Linked DNA regions of Homo sapiens: region 2 is linked to region 1. Evidence: chromatin loops called from intact Hi-C (ENCODE). Cell type or tissue: dorsolateral prefrontal cortex. All regions are shown on one strand.

Region 1 (4,000 bases):
CAAATTGCTGGGGTTTTTTTTGCCAATACATCACTATGAATAATGGCAAAATCACATATTTTCATGTCCCAGTTTTAAATCATATTATTGCTGGAGGAAAGTCCCAGCTTTGTTTTCATAATTCAGCAAATAATAGGTAGCTTATAGCCATATTTTCTCCTGTGACATTACTAATAGTTTGTCTTCTCAAATAGGGCAGTTAAAATATCTTTAGATATTAAAACATGCATTAGAGCCTACTTGAACAAAATTACAATTTTGTAATTGAATTAAAGATCATTCCATTGGGAATCAAAAAACCTGGGTTTTAGTTTTAGCTCTAACATCAGCAGCTAATATGATTTTAGGTAAGTTGCTTAAATTCTCTAGCTCTGTTACCTTGTCTTTGGAATGAGAAGCTGAACAAGGTGATTACTAGGATTCAGTGCAAATCTAAAATTCTATAACTGTGCTTTTGTTCATAATATATTTTAGTTAATTATTGAAATGTTCTGCTTTCCAGAGTAGTACCGTAAACCAGTAATTTAAACCCTTCCTACTATGTTTCAACCACTTTCCCAAGGGCTGGTATGGGTCTTACTTGCTCCTACATGTAGGAGTTAGTCTGCTCTTATTTAGTCCTTTAGATATTTAGCACATTTTAGCCTGAATATCTGACACAGATGAATGATTTTTTTTTTTTTTTGAGACAAAGGCACACTGTCACCAAGGCTGGAGTGCAGTGGCGTGATCTTGGCTCACTGCAACCTCCACCTGCTTGGTTCAAGTGATTCTCGTGCCTCATCCTCCTGAGTAGCTGGGATTACAGGTGTGTGCCGTCAAGCCTGGGTAATTTTTGTATTTTTTTAAGGAGAGACGAGGTTTCCCCATGTTGGCCAGACTGGTCTCAAACTCCTGGCCTCAACTGATCCGCCTGCCTCGGCCTCCCAAAGTGTTGGGATTACAGGCATGAGCCACCACGCTCAGCCCAAATGATTTTATAAGCGTAGAAGACATCTCTCACATCTTAGTGGGAGAATTAAATGTCTCTCTTTTTCACTGAAGTCTTACCGAGAATCATTTCTTTTCTGTCACTCTTGCTGATCTTGCTGATGAGCCCTAGTTCTGCTTTGTCAAACTTATTTGAGATCAGGCTGGCCCTTGTGACAATCATTGCCGGTATAGACTTTTCATAACATCCAGAAACTTCAAGCACCACTATATTGTTTCTACTTCCTCATATGCCTTTTAAAGTATAGAAGCTGTATTCCAATATATATCTACATGTTAGGTTACAGTGATCTGCTTTTGGACTTGAGGCATTTTTTGGACTCGCCTGTCCGTAAGTCTCACTTGCATTCTTTGTGAACAAAGAATACACCCACTCTCAAATGTATATGCCCACACACAAGCATACAGTATCTTGTACACCTATCTGCACACACACAAACACATGCATAGTGCTTGACTTTGGACTCTGTGCTTTAACTGAGAGTATTCATTTTTCCTGGTTGTTACCTTCATTCCAGTTTTGTGAGCTTTGCTGTCAAAGTGGCTGTGCATCTAGCATAGAGTGGCTGCTGTTGGCAACCCATGAACAATGAGCTTAAACAGAAGAATGAGGGTAATGTTTATTGTAATAAAGATTGGGCATTAAATTCCTTGGGGGAATGAACCAAATCCAATGTTTTCCTGTTCGCTGACATTTTTTATATTGATGCTGTTTTGGATCTTCTGGAGAAGGGAGGAAAAAAAAACTTCAGCAAATCAGCTCTTTCATTCAAAAATGGAATTCAGAAGGCTATTTTAGCTAGCTTTTTTTGACAATCCTGGATTTAATCAGTTTTTACTGTGATGAAGACAGTTAGCCTCACAAATTTTGTGGAAATCTAAAGCGATGAAGGGTGTTGTTAAGGGGGAAACAGAGTGCAATTGTTTAAATAATCCTGGGCCAATAGCATTTGGTAGGTGGAGTTACTGTTGTGTGCATTACAGAGCAAGATAATTCTGAATGAAGACTTTAAACATTACACATGCTGGACGGATTCTGGGTCTGCTCTTTGTGCAAACAAAACAAGTGACTAGGTTTTGCTTACTATCCATTAGTGAATGCAGCTTGTTTAATAAGATTTTTTTTAAAAAAATGCATGTAAAGGATTTATCAAAAGCCTTTATGAATATTTCATGAGTTGATATATTCAGCTGAATGAATTCAGTGAGTGTCAGTGTGTAGCTTGCAGACAAACCTCATCCACAAGGAGGCTACTGACATTGGAAGCACTTTGGCGCATTTTCAGAGGCAAAGCCAGCCTGATAAAGCTCCTTGTGACAGCCTGACTTGCTATTCTTCGAGTATGCTGCTCTTGCTCTAAGACGCTCATACATTGGAGTCACAGCTTCGTAAATTAAACTGGAAATAGTTTGCAGACTTATCAGTCTTCTGACCTGCAGCAGTGTCTCTGCTATGTTTGAGATTTTTGTTTTGGATGGTGAAAGCTAGCACTCCTTACAAGACATGACAGCAAAAGATTCTTCAAAGGAACTTACTGCTTCTGAACCTGAGGTTTGCATAAAGACTTTCAAGGAGCAAATGCATTTAGAACTTGAGCTTCCGAGATTACCAGGAAACAGACCTACATCTCCTAAAATTTCTCCACGCAGTTCACCAAGGAACTCACCATGCTTTTTCAGAAAGTTGCTGGTGAATAAAAGCATTCGGCAGCGTCGTCGCTTCACTGTGGCTCATACATGGTAAGATAAGACTTGGAGGTATCTACAGTGCTTTTCAGATTCTCGCATTAGCACCAGTGATCTAGCAGTGTAGAAAATGGAACATTTGAGTTTTGTTCCTAAAACATACTGCAAGTGTGAAATGAATGGAGACCAGGTCAGATGAAGAGTACATAAATGCACTGTGTGCTAAATTGTCATTGTGCTACTAGCTTTTTCCAGATAAAATATGCTTTTAACTGTAGAGTCTTTAAAATTACTGCTTATCAGAATACATAGCTAATTCTAGGTAAGTCGAGTAATAAATGAATTTTTAAAGTCAGTTTTTTGTTTCATATCTGTTGAGGTGGTAGGTGACTTTTTTGTTTTGTGATTGTTAGTGATTTTAAAAAAATAATTTTGGGACATGAATAAGTGTTTTAATCTTAGTTCTAACTTATTTTTAAGATAATGTATAAAGTCTAACTTAATGTATTGTACCATCATGTTTATAGCATATAAACCAGTGAGTTTTTGATTTATTGACTTATCTTTACAATACTTAAGGAAAGGGAAAACTAAGTTCCCACTTCTGAAATTGCATGGTCAGTTACTTTAATTTTTGATTCCAAAATGCTGTTATCTTTAAGAGCTTCTTTTTTTAAAAAAATGGACTTTAAAATTTATAGCTATTTTTTAAATACCCAGCAAATAAATTCAAGAACCCTCTGTAAAACTTGCACTGAGCCTGCCACCTTTAATATACATGTTTACAAGGTATGTAAATATAGTAGGGTAACGTCCTTAAACAGTATAATGATGAAATGTAAGGAAAAAACACGATGAAATTAAATCACTTTTACTGTGAAAGCCAGGCCACTTCAGATTTTTTTGGAGGCTATATTTTCTTTCAGATTAAGGTACCTTTAAAAATTGAGTAGCTGTACCTTAGTTTTTTCTAGCAGGGACCATAGCAATATAGGGAGCATGTACATTTTAAAGGCAATTCTAACACAGTGATTTTGTGACTACATGCTGGGTTGCCAATCAACATTATAAATTGAGGAGATCTGATTTTTAAAAATTAATATTCACTTGAATTATTTTCTACTTATCTAAAATGTTTGTCTGCTTAATCTACTGTATAGTGCATTGGCAAATTAAAGTTACGCCTAGAAATATATAGCTTGCCTTTGATAGATACCACATGCTTAGCCAACACATACTTTGCCTGGCATATATGATGTGCTTATTCTTGCTTTCTGACAATGGACTGTTCATATAATGGCTTTATTGCAGATTTTCTTTGGTC
Region 2 (4,000 bases), 160 kb after region 1:
TGCCTGGGAAACAGGAGTGAAACTCTGTCTCTGGAAAAAAAGAAAGTTACATATAGATTGGAGCTGAAATCAAGATGGAAGCCAAGGTGCCTTTGGAGTCAGCTATTTTCTGTTTTTCTCTCATTAGCTGAATGAGCTCTTTCTTCTGCTCTCCTTCCCTCCACAGACTCATTCCATTTTCCTCTTGCTCCTCTTTCCCTATATGTCTCTTCTCTTTCCTCGTGTCTTCTGCCTACCTACAATTTCTGCTCCCTCACAACTTCACAGGACCCATCATGGCTGCCCCAGACACTCACTGCCTCATGATTTCAGATTCAAAAATATATGCCTCCACGTAGATACCCCATGGTTCATACTTATTTTAATCTTTCCAGAAATATGTTCTTAAAATTAATTTTTAGCAAGGTCAATCAATAAATTGGTTCATTTGCCCTAACATAATCTAGAGCTGATTTTATATTGTTACCTATCATTTGTAACCACTAGATTATTTATTTTTTATATATACATATTTATATATACATGTGTATATATCTATATATACACATATATGCTATATATAGTACCTATAGAATGCCAAGATTTGTGCTAGGTACTGGCAATACCATCATGAGAAAACACAAATCTGCCCTAGTGATATTAATTTCTAACTGATTACTTTCCTTCTAACTTGCCCTCATCTAATCTAACTTCAAATGAGTTCTCTTTCCAACACATGAATCAAACCATGATATTCCCTGCTTAAAATCATTACTGACATTTATCATCTAAATTCACATAAGGATGTTTTACTACCTGCTTCTGTTTTTATTTCTGACCCCTGCCTGATTTCTTGTACTTTATGCTTCTACAAAACCAATGTTAATCCATGCCCTTGACTTGGCACATGACAGAATCAGGAGAAGTAGAAAAGGGATGAAGTAAAGATAAACTTGAGAGACAGGTTGATTCAGTGTCTAAATGTTATTATCCTAACTAAAGTGTAAATATCACAAAACCTAATATTACCTTAATATAGTAAACATTTGATATATTTTTGTTAGAGTGGATTAAAAAGTGGCATTTGTGGTTTTATCTGGCTTCAGATTCATTAGGAATGAGTGAGTGAAAGGAACCTAAAAGGGTGAGTTCATTGGTACATGAACAATTTAATCCTTTTTCGGTCTCAATAGCTATTATTGTGGCTAACAAAGCAACTCTTATAAGTTGCACACAAACAAGAAGTAGGAGAGTGTTTATGATGTCATCATAAATATTTATAATAGGGACATGATACAATGTTTTGTGAGACATTGTTGAGAAAGGTTAGACAGTGAATGCTCATTTAGATCAAAATCAAACACCTGACACTTGTTGAGCATTTTTTAATTTACAAAGTATACTCACATTTATTATCCTATTTAAACTCAATTTTTCAATCTACATTGGACCATTATCTTCACTGGGTAAGCATTCTCTAATATCTCCATCCTTAGACTCCACATTCCCCATCAGAAAAAAAAAACAAACAAACCTGTATATCTTCTTTCTTTTACAGCAAAGCCCAAGAGTTGTCTATGTTCATTATCTTGACTTTCTCACCTAACATTCTTGCGTCAGTCAAGTCAGATCTGGTTTTTGTTCCCACAACTTCACTGAAATTGCTTTTATCAAGGTCATTAGGAATGCCCATCGTGTCTATTCACTCTCTCCTCCTGGAAACACTCTTCTTCACTTGGCTTCAGACACAGTATATTTCACTGGTTTCCCACCTACCTCACTGGGTTTTGCTCCTCCACACTTTTAATGGTCCCGCTCCTCAGTTATTGTCTCTCTTACTCCCAAGGTGATCTCAACCAGACCCTAGTTTTCAACATGATTTGAAAGCTGATGGCTCCCAATTTCTATCTTCAACCCAGTTCTCTCCCTTGAGCTCTAAACTTGTGTAGCCAACAGCCTTCTTAACTCTCTTTAGATAGGCATCTCAAACTTACAATCCTAAAACTGAACCCTGGAGGACCCTGCTGTAATGCCAGTGCTCCCCTTCTCAGCAAGTGGTGCTAAATTCATGCACAGATGCCGCCCTAGCTGAAAATGTAGATGTCATCCCTAAGTCCTCTCTTTTCTCATTCGCAGCATCTTGTCTGTCCACACGTCCCTAGAATCTGACTAGTTATTACTACCTACACCTCTGCCAACCTAGAGAAAGCCACCTTTATTGTCACTTAGACTTCTGGAACAGCTTTTTAACTTGGTTCTTCACTTCCTTTCTAGCTCCTTTTGCAGTGCAGCCAAAGTGATACTTTCAAATGATCCAGTGGTATTCCCTTTACATTCTGATGAAAACCCAGTTTTTTCTAGAACTTATAGACCTTCATGACCTGGGCCCTACCTTTCTGTTCAAACTTAGTTCTACCTTAAGGTATTTGCATTTACTGGCTCTGTCTAGAATTTTCCTCTACCAGACCTTCTCATAATTCATTCCCTCAACTCCTTCTGATTCTACTCAAAGGTAATCTCTCTTCCTCATCCTACAGCTTTTTGTCCCTTAACCCTCTTTATTTTCCTTATTCCCTTACTGGTCAATATAGTATATATTTGCTTAATTATTTATGATCTCTCTTTCTCTCAGTGGAATATAATTCCAAGAGGTTTGTTTTCTCCTGTATTCCCAACATCTAGAACAGTGCTATAATATTGTAGGTGTCCAACAAATAGATATTGAATGAAAGAATGAGATTTAAATATAAACCTTTTAACTAGAAGTCAAGTGTTTTTTTTTCATGATCAAAGCCCATGTAAAAAGTGATCATCTTTTCATATTTTTTGATATCTCTAGCATATTCTGAGGAAGTATTTTGAGAACATGATTTCAGATTCTTTTGGATAAATGGAGATACATGATATTAGAGCACTTGTGTAATTGCAGTTTGTGTTGATGAGGTATGGGTTTATGATAGAGACATCAGCATCATCTCCATTGGTACAGAAGCATTTCACACTAATATTCTACTGCATAGATTGAGGCATAATTCCAACAGTGGCAGGAGAATTGCCCTAAAAATATAGGAATTCACAAATTTTAAACTTTTGACCCAGTGAAACTTAAAAGGGCAGCAGAGAAAACACAATGGTATTACACCAAACTTAAAAGCTACTGCACAGCAACAGAAACAATCAAGAGTGAGGAGATAACCTATAGGATGAGAAAAGGTAACTTGCAAACTGTGCACCTGACAAGGGGTTAATATCCAGCAAAAGAACAAGCAATGCTATTTCAAAATGGGCAAAAGACCTGAATAGACATGTAAATGAGTGACAGGTATGTCAAAAAAATATTCAACATCACTAATTGTCAGGGAAATGCAAATCAAAACCACACTCCAGTAGAGAAAGGGGAACTCATATACTGTTGGTAAGAATGTAAATTAGTACAGCCATTCTGGAAAATAGTAAAGAGTTTCCTCAAAAAACTAAAACTAGAAGTACCATATTATCCAGCAATCCCACTACTAGTTATATATTCAAAGAAAATCAGTATGTCAAAGAGATATTGTCACTCCCATGTTTATTGCCGCATTATTCACAATAGCCAAAATACGGAATCAAACTAAGTGCCTATCAGTGGGTAAATGAATACAGCAAACATGGCATATATACACAACGGAATACTATCCAATCATAACACAAAATGAAATCCTGTCATTTGTGGCAACGTGGTTGAACTTGGAGGACATTATGTTAAGTGAAATAAGCTAGGCACAGAAAGACAAATACTGCATGATCTCACTCATTTGTGGAATCTAAAAAAGATGATCTCATAAAAGTAGAGATTAGAATAGTGGTTACCAGATGCTGAGAAGGGTAGTGGGTAAAGGAAGATGGAGAGAAGTTAGCAAAAGGGTACAAACTTACAGTTAGGAAGAACAAGTTCTGATGTTCTATTACACAATAAGGTGACACGTAATAAAAATGTATTGTATATTTCAAGATAGCTACGAGAGAGAATTTTGAAAGTTAT

The links. Hi-C counts contacts between places; a loop is a spot of excess contacts. Peaks named below come from ENCODE experiments on the same cell type or tissue, not always from the same donor. Only the 100,000 strongest peaks of a DNase experiment are listed, where the experiment ranks them.
Region 2: a loop joins it to region 1, with 4 times the contacts of the local background. A loop is called at or near these places in 4 of 110 quality-filtered maps.

What each region holds. Positions count from the first base shown.
Region 1 is chr1:65,990,413-65,994,412 of GRCh38, forward strand. All of the region lies in intron 3 of PDE4B (phosphodiesterase 4B), which reads left to right. Among named protein-coding and RNA genes, the nearest start is that of PDE4B-AS1, 58 kb to the right of the region's middle. In dorsolateral prefrontal cortex, a CTCF peak has its summit at 2,232; DNase peaks (open chromatin) are centred at 2,259 and 2,701; H3K4me3 peaks cover 3,462 bases; H3K27ac peaks cover 4,000 bases.
Region 2 is chr1:66,155,099-66,159,098 of GRCh38, forward strand. All of the region lies in intron 3 of PDE4B (phosphodiesterase 4B), which reads left to right. Among named protein-coding and RNA genes, the nearest start is that of PDE4B-AS1, 110 kb to the left of the region's middle. In dorsolateral prefrontal cortex, no CTCF peak of the experiment used is centred here; no DNase peak of the experiment used is centred here; H3K27ac peaks cover 4,000 bases.